2 separate regions of the Homo sapiens genome follow, and region 1 is linked to region 2. The links are chromatin loops, found by intact Hi-C in ENCODE. Cell type or tissue: endothelial cell of umbilical vein. All regions are shown on one strand.

Region 1 (8,000 bases), 500 kb after region 2:
AATGTCTTATAGTGGACATCATGCAGAACATAGTCTTTTCAGATTGTCTTCTTTCATTTAGTAATATGCCTTTAAAATTCCTCCATATATTTTTTGTGTCTTGGTAGCTCATTTTTTTTTTTTTTTGTGCTGAATAATATTCCACCATGTGGACACTTAACCTCTTTCCAGCCTCAAATTTCTGGGCTGTAGTACAGGGGTAATAGGTGGCCTAATCTGAGAGAATTTGTAATAACGATAAACATGAACGTTTATTAAGTGCTTCGTACCATGCGCTCTATTAAATGCCTCTTTCTGCACTGCCTCACATAGTCCTTTCTGAACGCTGCAATGGAGGAATTATTAGCACTTCCATTTTCCAGACAAAGAGACTCAGACCCAGAGAAGTTAAATAATTGCTCAGGGCCACATGTCCAGGAAGGAATGGGTCTGGGATTTGAACCCAGACATTCTGAAGCCAGGTCTTATTATTTGGGCTATAACCTCCTGGGAAGGTTCTTAACAGTGTTTGCACATAGTAAAAACATGTTGCCAAATGGTGCTTCTTCTTGTTAACGTTTTTGAAGTAGAGCCATTTAAATTGTAAGGTCGTAGTTCTTCTCTAATGGCTGAGGATGAAGAAACACAAGAGGCGCTGGGACATTCAGAAGTCACCTAGTGCTATGGGGCAGGTGAGTTTTAGAACTGGACCTAGAAGCCTTGGGTGATGGAGGCTCTGCACTGCTCTGAAGAGAGCGCTGATTCATTACTTACTAGGCCCTTCCTGTGTAGGTCATCCCATTCAAGGCCCCTCACAAGGACCCTGTGAGCTAATTACCCTGAAGACCCCCTTTAGGAAACAGAAGGGCCCAGGAGCCCCATGGTGTTCTTTGCAGTCCCCTTGAATCTTCTCCCCACATTGCCTGTGCCCACCCCAGGCCACTACTCTCCATCTCAGCCCTGGGCCCACACGTGCAGCCTGGCACACATCACAGCACAGAAGCAGCCCAGTAGTGCTTGCGTCTGTCTGGGTCTGGCTGGAGGAGTGGGTGCCTCGGCGGTGGCCGCAGCCCTTCCTCATCACCTCGTCATAGTGCACACGTGTGTCCACGCCAGGCCCCGGGCGGGCAGGCTCATGCTGGGCACATCTGCTCACTCACTCCCTGTCCCCTCCACTTCCTTCTGCCCTGGATTTCCAGACAGAGTCAAAAATGGGTTCACATCAAATAAGATTTGTTTTCTTTCAGTGTCACTTTCCATTTATAGACAGCCTTCTCTTGGGAGGCTCCATCCTCCTTCCTCTGTCTCGTTTTCTTCCCTGGGTATTTGGGGATAAACTCTTGGTGGCTGTTTTGAGCCCTGTGGTCGGCAGCCCAGCCAGTCATTCATGCAGAGCGTCTCCAGAAAGCCAGCGGTTACCTTTACAGGAGTTTATGCTCATTTCTGTGGCCTCTGAGACCTCTGTGGAGCTGTGCCCACATATCGAGTGTGAATTGTTAAAAAGACACATCCGACCTGAGCCAGCAGGGTCCTCCTCCACCAGCTCAACCTGGCGAGGATGACGAGGGGGATAATTACAACAGTCACGGCAGCCGGTAGTTGCGGCACCCTCCTCTAAGTGCCTTACAAAAATGGACTCACTTATTCCTATGAGGTAGGTGCTGTTCTGATTCCTTCAGGCAGAAGAGGAAAGGAGCACATAGAAGTGAAGGCTGTGGTCCACCAGATGCTACATGGGGTCCAGCCCTGCTGACCTCTCCAGCCCGGCCTCCCAGTCTCCCCTTCTAGCTTTGTGCATTCGCCATACCAGCCTTGATTTGGCCCCTGGGATACGTCACGTGCCTTCCTGCCACAGTTCCTTTGCACACACTCTCCTCACTGCCTGGACCACTGTTCACTGCCCCCTACAGCGAATTAACCCTGACCCATCTTTCAGATCTCAGCTGTGACTTCTTCAGGGATGTCCTCCTCTACCCCTCAGCTCTCATTGTGCTGCCTGCCTGTCTTCTACGACACCGGTTGGGGCTTAAATTCTACTTTTATTTTTGTATTTTCTGATTAAGTCAGGCTCTCCCTCCAGACCATGAGGGCAGAGGCTTGAAAGTTCCACCTTGGGCCTGGTGCCGTGGCTCACGCCTGTAATCTCAGCACTTTGGGAGGCTGAGGTGGGTGGATCACAAGTTCAAAAGATCAAGACCAGCCTGGCCAACATGGTGAAACCTCATCTCTACTAAAAATACAAAAATTAGCTGGGCGTGGTGGCGTGCACCTGTAGTCCCGGCTACTCGGGAGGCTGAGGCTGGATAATTGCTTGAACCTGGGAGGCAGAGGTTGCAGTGAGCCAAGATCATGCCACTGCACTCTAGCCTGGCAACAGAGCGAGACTCTGTCTCAAAAAAGAAAAGTTCCACCTTGTATGTAATTCTAACATCTCATTTACCATGCTGGACTGACATGATCTGTTTATTCATCTATCTCATCTTTTGGTCTGTGAATTTCCTGAGGGCAGCATCCAGGTCTTTTTCTAACACAGTGCTCAGCTCAATAAATATCTGGAGAGTTAAAATGCATTTAAGTGAACAGCATAATTTGGGAAAGGGCACATGAAATTTGGGGACTTTTGATGCAGCAAGCTCACAAAATACAATCCTTTTGTACCACCTTCTTGGAACTCAATGATTTTAGAGAGAACGTTAGCTTTAAGAAGGCAAGTTCACTTATAATGAACTGCTCGATAGTTCATTGAACTTTGGATAGTAGAAAGATTCTTACTTTTCCCAAAGAAATATCAAGCTGTGGTTATAAAGCCAAGATAAGTGAGGAAGAAAGGATGTCTGCCCCTTCGAGGTTCATCTGAAGTTTTAGCAAAAGTGGGGCATAAATAACTAGTGGAATCTTGGACATTGTGTTGCGATTTGATACCTTCCAGCCCTTGGCCTTGTGTCCTTTCCTTATCTGTCTTGGATGACATTGCCTGGCTCTTCCACCAGGGCTGCCATCTGCTGTCTTCGACTCCATGAATGTTGTGGCCTCGTTGGAAGGAAACACTCCCTCTTTAGGGTTGGCTCCTTCCAGGGGCCAATCTCCCTTTGCCTGGCGAGTGGGCCCCAGGCATTCACACGGGACTGAGAGAGAGAAAGAGGGAGAAGGGGCTTCTCTTCTACCTGCAGGAGGAGCAGGCAGGGGAGAGCAGAGGGCTGCAGGCCTGTGGCTCACCCAGCAGGGTTGATGAAGATAGAGCCAGGTAACCGCAGGCTCCCACATCCAAACAGGGCCGGGCCTCAGCTCTGGCCCACCCCAGCTCCAAGGAAAACAGTCAGTTCTTTGGAAAAACTGTTTTCGTTTATGCTGCTTCCTCCTTCCTATCATAACAGATTACAAGCATGTTCCCTGGAGGACCGAATGGTGCCTTTCAAGAAGTTAGGAAGGAGCCATTGCTGAGTTGAGAGGATTAACTTGGTTCAACGTGGTAATAGCAGCACAGGATAGATTAACTGGGAATTTGAAAGAACATGATGGAGGCTTCGGTAACCCTTTATGACGCTTGTAAAATTCCAAGCATTTTGCAATATTAACACTGCCTAGGTATCACACATAATAAGTGAAGCGGCCCTTCCCTCATCTCGTCCACCATTGAGACCTGCTCCCAGCACACTCCCCACCACACCATAGGTACTCAGCAAATAGTTGTTAAATGAATACAAGAACTATGAGGCTGACCTAAGGTTCTGACAGCTTTCCAGAGTGGACAGAAAACGTCAATCTCAGCCATACTTTGCTCACAGGCATTGGGTAATGACACATAGACCTGCTTGCTGTTCTCCTTTGGCTTCTAGATCTAGTTCTTGCTTATCCAAAATTACTAATTCCCGACAGTTAACAAACGTAACTGCAATCCCAATAGCTTAACTCAGATCTAAGAAGGGTGTTTTTAAAAACTAGTCATCAAGAAATCCTTCTTACAGAGGAGGCAGAGCCCAGAGTAACTTGAAAATATTGCACAAATATTGAGAAAGAACATCTTGGGGTTTCAGTGGCCACAGCAGAAGAAGCTGAAGGATGTGCTGATATTGGAACGGGAGAGCCAGAGCAGCTTTCCAAACACTGAAAACCCGACTTATCCTGTGGGCGGGAGCCAGGCTGGTGCAGGGGAGCCCGCAGCCAGAAGAGGGCGCTCCGAGCTCAGTGTGCTGGCCGCGCTGGTGAGATCAGAGGACCCTTGCAAAGAGACTGTTTACACTTCAGCTTTGTTTTTCCTGAGTGTTTTTGCGTTCTCTGCAAGAGTGAGGGAGGGTTTTCCTCACTCTGTGCCAAAGAATGATCTGAAAATATAATTAAACTGATGACTTCACATATTAAATACCAAGTCCTAGGAATATAATTGTTTTTAAAATTTCTAATGGACTTAAGTCTTTGATCTCCCTGAAATCTGTGAACAAATTTCCCACATCATAACTCTTTTAACACATCTAAATGTGCCCTCAGGAACCAGTATCTTCTTCCAATATTGACTCTAGCCATAGAAAATGGATGGTTAAACCGAGAAGAGCAGACTGTTACCTCTCTGAGAGTTATTTCTACCTGGTCCATCTTATCAGGTTAATAAGTGTTACTATGTATAAATATAGTAACCCACAATATCTTGATTAAAAAAAAAGCTGTTATTCAGTTGGGATACTTTAAAGCCTTGTTTTCCATTTACATGCCTCCTTGGAAATCTATCTTCTTCCCCACATTTTTCATTCCCAGTCCATAAGGGAAGAGCAGACCAATCCAAGAAGCCCTTCAAGGAAAACAGCATACTTATGTGTAGACCCCGTGACTGACAACTCCAGCATTAAGAATTTGTCCTATAGAAGGACTCACACAAGTGCCCAAACATCAATGCATGAAATTCACTGCAGTGCTGTTTGTAATAGTGAAAATTTGGAAACAATGTTGCTTCAGAATGGAGTGATAAAATAAGTTATGGGTCTAAGCAAATAGCAGGCAGCCATAAGAAAAAGAGCACTAGACACACATGTACACATATGAGTGGGGAAAAGGAAGCCTCAGGACAATATATCCAGAATTATCCCATGGCTTAATTTAAAAATCATATATCTATGTGTAGACACATAGATAGAAAACTGAAAAAATGATTACCCCTGGGGAGTGGGATGGGGTGGCTGAGGAGGAACTCACATTTTATTTTGTTACTGCAGGTATTTTTTTTTATTTTTATTTTTATCTTTTTTGGGACAGAGTTTCGCTTTTGTTGCCCAGGCTGGAGTGCAATGGCGAGATCTTGGCTCACTGCAACCTCCACCTCCCAGGTTCAAGCGATTCTCCTGCCTCAGCCTCCTGAGTAGCTGGGATTATAGGCATGTGCCACCACGCCCAGCTAATTTTGTATTTTTAGTAGAGATGGGGTTTCACCATATTGGCCAGGCTGGTCTTGAACTCCTGACCTCAGGTGATCCACCTGTCTCAGCCTCCCAAAGTGTTGGGATTACAGGTGTGAGCCACCGCACCCAGGCCTACTGCAGGTATTTTCTAATGTAAAGGAAAAAACAACAACTTTTCAAGAGGGCAAGGATGCTGTCCACTGAATCTTTCCCTTCAGCCCCCAAACTTGCTAAGTTCTCTCTCCCTGGAGAATCTTGCCCATCCACCTGCTCCCGCCCCGTTCTCTGCTTCTCTGCACAGCCCAGCTTTCTGAAGGATGTCAGCACCCCCCCAACACCTCTCAGGCATCCCCAGCCCTCTGCAGTACCCCATCTAGCCCACCCCTCCACCAAAACAACCTTGGAAAAGCTTGTCCATGGTCTCCTCCCACACCTGATTGCGGTGGCCTGAGGCCGTGTGGTCAGCTGTGAATGTTGTTCTTTTTTGACTTGACTTTTACTGATTCAGAGATTCCTGCTATCTGGGTTCCCTTTAACCCCCAGGAGACCTGGTCCACCACACTCGCCATGCTGCTGGCTGCTGGCTGCGGCTGCGGCCGAGTGTCTGCCCAAGACTGGGTCTCTACCACATTCTCTGCTGGACTCTCAGCCCAGTGGGCAGCGGAACTTTCCAACCCACTCTGGACAATTCTTGCCCCTCTGGTTTCAATAATAACGCTGGTGTCTGGGTCTTCTTTCTCCTTCTCTTGCTTAGTATCTTGCCCTGGCTTCTCTGCCTTTCACCACCTTTTGGAGTGTGGTGTCCTCAGGGGCCTGTCCTAGGTGGTTCTGTCTTAAATGCATATATGCTCTCTGGGAGTGCTGGTCTGCCTCACATTCTACCCAGGACTCCCAAATCCTGCCCTGTGCCTCCACCCTGGTCTTTGCATTCAAAGCTCCCATCACCTCCAAGAAATCTTCCAGGACATTCTGCAGATAACAGCCCACGGTGGACGTCTTGCATTCTCCTTCTTCCATTGCCTTTGCTTAATTAATGACAGTGCAGTGGTTACAAAATAGCCCAAGCCACTTAATATGCCCTAGTCATATTCCCTTTCCCTCACTCCCACAGGCATCTCCAAATGATTCTACCTAAATATTTCTTAAATATTCCTTCCATCAGTGTCTCAGGTCAGGCCAGCAAATTCTCAAGCCTTATCCATGGCAATTGCTTCTAGTTTTTCTCTCTGTAGCTTATTCCCCTTACCTCATTCACAACATGGCCATCCTTGGCTTCCCATTCACAGATCTGTTCATGCCTTGCCCCTGATCACATTTCCTGTTATTTCTCACTGCCTAAAGGCCAAAGGCCAAACTTCTTAGCATGGCATTCAAGGCTCTTGACTATCTGGTTGCAACTTTTTTTCATTCAATCAACAAACTAAGCACCCAGGATGTGTCATGCCTTGGAGATACCTTTGTGAATAAGAGAGTGTGGCTCATGCCCTTATGGGACCACATTGTAGTGGGGCTTCACAGGCAGCAGACACACACACGCACACACTCACGAGTTAAAGGACAAAGAAAGAAAAATTGTCAGTTGTGTTTTGGAGGATATTTCCTTCGGTATCAAGGAACTGAGGTAGAAAAATAGAGTAAGACCGACTAGCAAGACTCCTTGAAGAGGTGACATTTAAGTTGAGATTTGAAGGAAGAGAAAGTATAGGCTGCGGAGAGTTGCCGTCCTGGTACCTGTGTGCATGGTGCTCTGGGGATGCTTCTGCCGTGATCATGAACTCTTCCAGGGGAGGAACTGCCAGGTCACTTGAGTCCCCAGTGCCTGGCATGTGGTAGGCTCAGTAATTGTGAGAAGAAAACCTGGATGGATAGGCAAGCGGAAGCATGCACTCTGAGATGAGCTGGGTATAATGTCTTTGGAGAACAATTACATAACCAACAATGCTGAAGCCTTGCATTTGCTGGTGTTGGCGTGTGTTGGGGGAAGAATGTCTGAAATGAGCTCTCATTCAGGTTCTTTATCACTTTGGTTCCATGGTCGCCATCCTTGTTATAGTGAAACAGGCATGTATTTTTTTTTTTACAAATAAAAGATAATAATTTTTTTTGTATTTTTCTTTGATAAAATGCTTCACCAGATCTTGCGTCAGTTTTTTTTTTTTTTTTGAGACAGGGTCTCGCTCTGTCGCCAGGCTGGAGTGCAGTGGCGTGATCTCAGCTCACTACAACCTCTGCCTCCCGGGTTCAAGCGATTCTCCTGCCTCAGCCTCCCGAGTAGCTGGGATTACAGGCACCCACCACCACACCCAGCTAATTTTTGTATTTTTAGTAGAGACAGGGTTTCACCATGTTGGCCAGGATGGTCTCAATCTCTTGACCTCGTATTCCACCCACTTCAGCCTCCCAAAGTATTACAGGTGTGAGCCACTGCGCCCAGCCCTTGCATCAGTTTTAAGGGGGAACTTTGAAGCAGAATGATGAAAGGCAGTGTCAGCGGTGGTTAAGTGCCCAGCACAGGCAGTTACATCACTGAATTCAAATGCTGCCTGACAGCAGATCCCAGGAAACCACTCAGGCTTCATAGCTTTATCTATAAAATGTGAATAACAAAATCTTTCAGAGAGTTGCTGGCGGGAG
Region 2 (8,000 bases):
TGAAATATAGTACAAATAAACCAATCTTGAAGTGATCCCAAAACACCTCCTTCTAATCAGTCAAAGTAGATATTACAAAAGCTAAACATTAAAGCTCATGTACTACTATCATAGGGGCAGCTCTCAGGTTCCTTTTCAGAGTCCATTTAAGCTTAAGGGAGGGAAAAATGTATTAATAAGCTGTTATCTGTTTTCCTACTTCATAACAAAATGCCAGAAGGAACTGCTAAAGGTGTGCACAGTGGCCATCAAGAAGTATGTGACTGGGCCGGGCGCAGTGGCTCACGCCTGTAATCCCAGCACTTTGGGAGGCCGAGGTGGGCAGGTCACCTGAGGTTAGAAGTTTGAGACCAGCCTGGGCAACATGACAAAACCCCGTCTCTACTAAAGATACAAAAATTATCTGGGTGTGGTGGTGTGCACCTGTAATCCCAGCTACTTGGGAGGCTGAGGCAGAAGAATCGCTTGAACCCAGGAGGTGGAGGTTGCAGTGAGCCAAGATCACACCACTGCACTCCAGCCTGGGCGACAGAGCGAGACTCTGTCTCAAAAAAAAAAAAAAAAAAAAAAAAAAAGTATGTGACTGAGGAAGCAGAAGAAACAGATACCTGTTATAAACATCTGTACCTGAAATGGTAAAAAATGTAAAGTGTTTATACTTTTCTTATTTACCAGTTCACTGGAAAATACATTTTTATGGATTACCACCTCCTCTGATGCTGCCAGGTGAATGAGGAGTTAGCTACAGTAATAAGGTGGTAACACAGTTGATTGGTTATATCTAACACTATTTGTGTGGTACCAAAAGCACTTGTACATATGAAGCATAATATATTTTAAAATTATTTATTTTAACTGCATCTGAAATAGAAGGAAAAAAGGAGGTTTTTGAGCCCTAGCATTAATGAGCTAGGGCCTTCATAATTAAAAAAGTGACCTAGTGAGCTGTACCTATTAGGCATCAAATATTTTAATTTTTTTCCATGTGATAACAGACACTTTCATTTCTCCTTTTCTGTAATTTTTCTCCTGTTCCTTAATACTTCTTTTATTTTATTAAAGGAAATTCATCTCAAGGTAAAGGTTTACTTATTGGACTATGTTATAAGATAGCAAGATAATAGGGAAATGGTGTTTCCAGTAGAATTTTTGCTAAACAAAATTTACATGTCTCCAAGAAGAACTGGTTGTCTTCCTCTTGGAATTAAATGATCTGTAGGCTATTGGATTCCTTTTTTTTTTTTTTTTTTTTTACAAAGTGATCTGATCTATAATTTAGTAATACGGTCCAGAGTCCCTAAGATCTGTTTGTTCTTCAGTTTGTGTACTGCCAGCATTTCTGTAACACTGCCACTCAAGCCTCCAAGTCTCAGACAGCAGTGCCCTCTAGCAGTCTTTCATTTGGAGATTGTGTGGTGATTGAGATTACCCACTGGTGACCTCTCTAGGTCCTCTTGAGATATTTTATTTTAATTTAATTTTTACTTCTCTTACTGAACAAGCAAAGGGATTTTTAATGTTTGTTGGGTGTCAGGCTTTGACTTTGAGGGATCTATTAAAGCTGTTTACCTATGCTAAAGCATCATAAACTAAGGAAGTGGCCAGGTAATTGTCCGTACCATATTGTATATTCTTGCAAACTCTGTTTTGACCTACTAGTCACTGTTTCATCAGTTTTCATCTATTAAAAGAAACTGGGCCAGGCATGGTGGCTCACGCCTGTAATCCCAGCACTTTGGGAAGCCAAGGCGGGCAGATCACGAGGTCAGGAGATCAAGACCATCCTGGCTAACACAGTGAAACCCCGTCTCTACTAAAAATACAAAAAATCAGCTGGGTGTGGTGGCGGGCGCCTGTAGTCCCAGCTACTCGGGAGGCTGAGGCAGGAGAACAGCATGAACCCGGGGGGCGGAGCTTGCAGTGAGCCGAAATTGTGCCACTGCACTCCAGCCTGGGTGATAGAGCGGGACTCCGTCTCAAAAAAAAAAAAAAAAAAAATATATAGAAACTGATAAAACAAATTATTTATGTTTATAATGAGTCTGGCCTCATTGCAAAAACATTCATTTAATATTCATCTGCCAATTTTCTTTTTTGCTTCTGCTTGGCTTTTAGAGTTCCTCATATTTTTGTGTCTCTGTCTCTGTGCTTTCCGAGGTCTTTCAATCTCTTATGTCTCTCAATCTAAAGAAAAGATGTCCTTGTATCAGTTTCAGTGGTTTACTTCAAATCACAACACAAATGAATTTATAGTTTGGAAAAATGTTGATAATATTAAAATATGTTCATTTCCTCCAGTGTGTTTGTAGTCTCTCTCCATTTTGGCAGCCTTTTAAATACTTACGCAGTAATCTAATCAGAAAAGATACAGAAGACACCGGGCATAGTGGTGCACGCCTGTTAGTGCCAGTCACTTGCGGGGCTGAGGCAGAAGGTTGGCTTGAGCCCTGGAGGTGTAGGTTGCAGTGAGCCGAGCTCGCGCCACTGCACTCCAGCCTGAGTGACAGACTCTTGTCTCCAAAAAAAAAAAAAAGAAAAGAAAAGAAAGAAAAGACATAGAAGAGTTTCTTGTGGCTTTTATAGTAATTTGGAGGATAGAAAAGTAAGTTATAGGCCGATATTTGAGCCCATCCAACTCTCACTTCTTGCTGAGTACCACAAAATAGTTTCTCAATAAATGTTTATTAAGCAGTAAATGTATCTCTTTAGTGTTTCTTCTTTTATTCTTAATAGTTCTTCTTTTATTGTTAATATAGGGAATTACTTGTAGTTTTTCCCAAGTTATTTTCATGAGAACCAAAACAATATACTAGTACAGAAATGCCTCAAAGTATTAGATGAAAACTGCATTTAGTAAAATGCGTAGGCATTATTTCGAGAGCATTTATTTCAGTCAGATATATTCCTTTCTTAAAATTTAGTTTGAAAGTACATGTATTATTTTAAGAGAAACATGCCCCAAATACAATGACTTTTTAGGAAAACTTGTTTTTTAAAAGTATTTGTGGTACCTGTGAGTTTATCCTTGTTTTCTAATTTTGCCATGCTCGGTTGAGGTATAGCATGACATGGTTGGCATCCTTACTGGAAAGCTTCCTTGTGCAATATCTAGTGGAATTGTTAGGGTAAACAGTATCTTCAGGTATATTAGGAAAATTACTTGTGCACTTGGATTATGCTCTCTGTCCCAAGTTTCAGTCATTGCTGACAGCGTTCAGTGTGGGATGCGCAGTAGCACTGCTTCCATTGTATTCTTTTGTTAAGAGGTTTGGAAAGAGAGACTCCTGACTTCAGGAGTTTTTAGAAAAAGCATTCCAGTTTTTTCTAGTTCTAGAGGCCTTGATAACTTTAAGAACTGAAATTTTAATGTTTATTGAATACCGTGATGTCAGTATACAGTAATCTTAAAACTATGTTAAAATGCACTTGTGTCTCCAAACATCCTGCCTTCTTTTGTGACTACATCCTTCTCTTAGCCAAAATAACAAGCTAACTAGAGTTTCAATATTCAATATCCTTCTCTGGCAGATGTTTTCTGGCAAAGGCCTTCCTGCATTTATGAATTCTCTCTCAAGAAGCAAGAGAACACCTGCAGGAAGTGAATCAAGATGCAGAACACAGAGGAATAATCACCTGCTTTAAAAAAATAAAGTACTGTTGAAAAGATCATTTCTCTCTATTTGTTCCTAGGTGTAAAATTTTAATAGTTAATGCAGAATTCTGTAATCATTGAATCATTAGTGGTTAATGTTTGAAAAAGCTCTTGCAATCAAGTCTGTGATGTATTAATAATGCCTTATATATTGTTTGTAGTCATTTTAAGTAGCATGAGCCATGTCCCTGTAGTCGGTAGGGGGCAGTCTTGCTTTATTCATCCTCCATCTCAAAATGAACTTGGAATTAAATATTGTAAGATATGTATAATGCTGGCCATTTTAAAGGGGTTTTCTCAAAAGTTAAACTTTTGCTATGACTGTGTTTTTGCACATAATCCATATTTGCTGTTCAAGTTAATCTAGAAATTTATTCAATTCTGTATGAACACCTGGAAGCAAAATCATAGTGCAAAAATACATTTAAGGTGTGGTCAAAAATAAGTCTTTAATTGGTAAATAATAAGCATTAATTTTTTATAGCCTGTATTCACAATTCTGCGGTACCTTATTGTACCTAAGGGATTCTAAAGGTGTTGTCACTGTATAAAACAGAAAGCACTAGGATACAAATGAAGCTTAATTACTAAAATGTAATTCTTGACACTCTTTCTATAATTAGCGTTCTTCACCCCCACCCCCACCCCCACCCCCCTTATTTTCCTTTTGTCTCCTGGTGATTAGGCCAAAGTCTGGGAGTAAGGAGAGGATTAGGTACTTAGGAGCAAAGAAAGAAGTAGCTTGGAACTTTTGAGATGATCCCTAACATACTGTACTACTTGCTTTTACAATGTGTTAGCAGAAACCAGTGGGTTATAATGTAGAATGATGTGCTTTCTGCCCAAGTGGTAATTCATCTTGGTTTGCTATGTTAAAACTGTAAATACAACAGAACATTAATAAATATCTCTTGTGTAGCACCTTTTACTGTAGATTAGTGCTTAATTTCTTGGCTTGCATTTGTTGATTGCTAAGGCAATTTTTTCTAATCTTAGGGAATCATTCAGTAGATGCGATTAAAAAACTAATGTTGGGTCAATTTTTTTCTTCATTTTCAGCACAAGAAGTCCTCTTATATCCTACTAAATACATTCCTAAAAATGTATTTGAACATTGGTTCTGTAAAAGATAATGGACTAAAAAAGTAGAGAGGAGTTGTAGAGATCTTAAATCATTCTGGAATTCCTAATTATGCTTCAATTTTTAGACATAATTTTAGATAATTTATTTCCAGTGTTTTCTGCATGTTCTCATTTGTTCTTTTTCTCAGTTGAATGCACCAACTGGTTTGAGTCCTGTGAGCATTCAGTCAGTTGAAATTAAAGATTCCTCATTTCTCCTGATTTCTATTCTTGTCTCAATCTTAAATTTAGAGACCAGTTGTTTTTATGATATCAGCCATTTGATTTTTTTCATTTTCTATTTAAGAAATATGAAGAAAAAATACACCAAGATGGTCAAATTACTACACAAATCAGCACCAGCACAGTCTGATAGCTGCAAATGTCCATTCATCTGCTGTGTATGTATATCCAGAATCAGCATAGGAAGTCGTTCAGGATATCAGTATATAATGCACAGAAGTGTGGGTTGTTTGAAAGCCAAACAGGAAAATTAGGAGCCTCCTGGATTGACATTTCAATGATCCCTCTAACCAGTTTATGGATTATTATGAATAATAGTGTAGTGTGTTCTTTTTCAGAAGTTATATTTGATAATAGAGAAGGGAGTTTTATGGAAGTTTCTTTGAAGATTTTTTTTTTTCCATTTCGAATCAGATTATAGCAACAATGGAGTTTGGAAGTTTGTATGGCCTATAATGTTCTAAGTTCCAGAATGAAAAGATCTGTAACAATCTGAATAGATGTGGACACATATAGCAGAGAGAACTATGTAAATTATCTTGCAGAACAAAATAGAAGGGTCCTAAATCACGTTAACTCAAACATTGTAGACTAGCTTTGTGTTTATTCTTCAGGTCCTTGCGCCTTATTTGGTTTTGTATATTCAACGAACTGAAATATTTGGAATTCCTATTTCTACGTATTTGGTGGTCCATAAGACTTTGTCAAATGTAAACCTACAGTTTGATACGCTTTAAAATACCTAGTTAAGAGGATGATTTCTCTTTAATCGTTTAAATGTTCTGAAAATTAAAATCTTTTGAGGCACATGAAGTGGGCACCATATATCATCTAGAGTCCTTACTGGTATTCAGGATGAAAATGTTCACGCTGCATTAATTGTCATTTTTCTCTCCCATGTTCTTTCTCACTTTGATACGTTAATACTGATAATGGATAAAGAGTGAGTTTTTATAATAAATGGTTTTGGAAAGGTATTCATAGGAACCGCGGTTATTTACTTAAGGTTATGGAGTAAACTAGCTTGGACCTTGGGCTGCAGGACGACTAGGATTCACCCATAACGACACAGTGCCCTATGTTTCTTAACTTCTTGTTGCCATTTGAAACTCTGTACTCTTATGTTTAAAGGGTTCTGTATAGCCATTTTTTTTTTCAGAAAGTTACATTGCTTTGTATAGAAATAAAAGGCATTATTAAAATTTGCTTGTTAAAAAATGATAAGAATGAATATCTTTACTTATAGGGTCAATTTTGTTTAGAGTTTTAAAGAAACAACAGAAGTTTTAGTGAAGTAAATGATTTTTTTTTTCCCTTTGCTTTCTTATTACATACTGACTTGAGCTCTGGCCCACCGTGAGTCATTATTAGTACAGATGAAATTTTGTTTGGTCTTCACTATGTGTTTTTTGTTTGTTTGTTTTTTGAGACGGAGTCTCGCCCTGTCGCCCAGGCTGGAATGCAGTGTTGCGATCTCCACTCACTGCAACCTCCGCCTCCCAGGTTCAAGCGATTCTCCTGCCCCAGCCTCCCAAGTAGCTGGGATTACAGGCGCGCGCCACTACGCCCAGCTAATTTTTATATTTTTAGTAGAGACGGGGTTTCACTATGTTGGTCAGGCTGGTCTCGAGCTCTTGACCTCGTGATCCGCCCGCCTCGGCCTCCCAAAGTGCTGGGATTACAGGTGTGAGCCACCGCACCCAGCCTTCACTGTGTTCTTATACTAAAATATACTCTACTTAGCTATAAATGGTTTACATTCAAAGGAAGAAGTAAGATAACTACTGAAGTAGAGTATCAGGACCAATAGAAGTGATATTTCAATTTGAGTGATTGCCTGAGGGGGTAAGATTCTGGGGTGAGAATCTAGACCCTAACAAAACTAGACCCCTGGCCTCAGGCTTTACATCCAGTCCAATGCCCTCTTCCCATTGTCCCAACCTTCTGGAGGGTTGGCGTGTAAACATTGACATAAAATGAAAAAAATCATTTGACCGTGCTTCTTGTAAACATCAGTAATCTAATTTTAACTGAAAACATGCTAAGAATAGACATGGAATTGTACATTTATGTAAAGTAGGAGGATGTGTGTTTGTATAGATAGATGGATGCATAGATTTTTTTTTTTTTTTTTTTTTTTTTTTTGAGACAGGGTCTCGCTCTGTTGCCCAGACTTAAGTACAAAGTCGTGATCTTGGCTCACTGCAACCTTCACCTTCCAGGCTCAAGCCATCCCACCTCAGCCTCCCCAAGTAGCTGGGACTACAGGCATGTGCCACCACACCCAGTTAATTTTTGTATTTTTAGTAGAGACAGGGTTTTGCCATGTTGCCCAGACTGGTCTTGAATTCCTGGGCTCAAGCAATCTGAAGTGCTGGAATTACAGGCGTGAGCCACCTCACCTGGCCAGTAGGAGGGTATATTTTATGAAAAAGTAGTTGTGACCCCTATTACCTATGTGAATCTGGTTCTTGGTTAAACCTCAGTGGTGAATATAGGTTAATCATGTGCAAAATGTATAATAATTTTCAGGTTCTGTGGGTGGTTCAGCTGTTCAGAAGATTTTCACCTCTCAGGCTTTTAGAATATGAGTTGAGGAATGATGAGGGTCATAACAGAAGGCAAAATATGCTTCCATAGATGGTTTATATATTTAAAAAAAATGTTTTTTTGCGTATTTTAAACCCTAAATAGTGTTTCTATCCTGTAAGATGGATAAGGTGGATTGGGTGAGAGCATTTGTTAAAGCAGTAGTACAGTACTCTTGCATCTCCTTTTCCCTTTTGCGTATACCTGTACACGTTTGTGTATGTGTATAATTGTGTTCTTTTAGACTACCTACAGAAAGTGCCCTTTGACAAGTAGCCTCTGCATGTTGGTTCTTTGTAGGCTCTACTGTTAATGTGGAAGACATCTCAAAGAAATACACTGGGAATTCCCAAAGGGGAGAGTAAGTTTAGGTTGAAAGTGAAAGAGGTGTTCA

The links. Peaks named below come from ENCODE experiments on the same cell type or tissue, not always from the same donor. Only the 100,000 strongest peaks of a DNase experiment are listed, where the experiment ranks them.
Region 1: it touches region 2 in a loop (7-fold over the local background); 13 of 110 quality-filtered maps call a loop at or near these places.

What each region holds. Positions count from the first base shown.
Region 1 is chr5:142,651,719-142,659,718 of GRCh38, forward strand. The region is part of intron 1 of FGF1 (fibroblast growth factor 1); the gene reads right to left. Among named protein-coding and RNA genes, the nearest start is that of FGF1, 30 kb to the right of the region's middle. RefSeq lists an enhancer at 4,026-4,320 and a silencer at 4,189-4,238. In endothelial cell of umbilical vein, a CTCF peak has its summit at 4,136 (motif pointing right); a DNase peak (open chromatin) is centred at 4,163.
Region 2 is chr5:142,148,203-142,156,202 of GRCh38, forward strand. It overlaps NDFIP1 (Nedd4 family interacting protein 1), which reads left to right. Exons shown (of 8, transcript NM_030571.4): 8 at 3,529-6,238. LOC107986455 (a long non-coding RNA gene) reads right to left here. Exons shown (of 3, transcript XR_001742907.3): 3 at 6,209-8,000. Among named protein-coding and RNA genes, the nearest start is that of NDFIP1, 43 kb to the left of the region's middle. In endothelial cell of umbilical vein, a CTCF peak has its summit at 3,832 (motif pointing right); a DNase peak (open chromatin) is centred at 3,859; H3K27ac peaks cover 284 bases.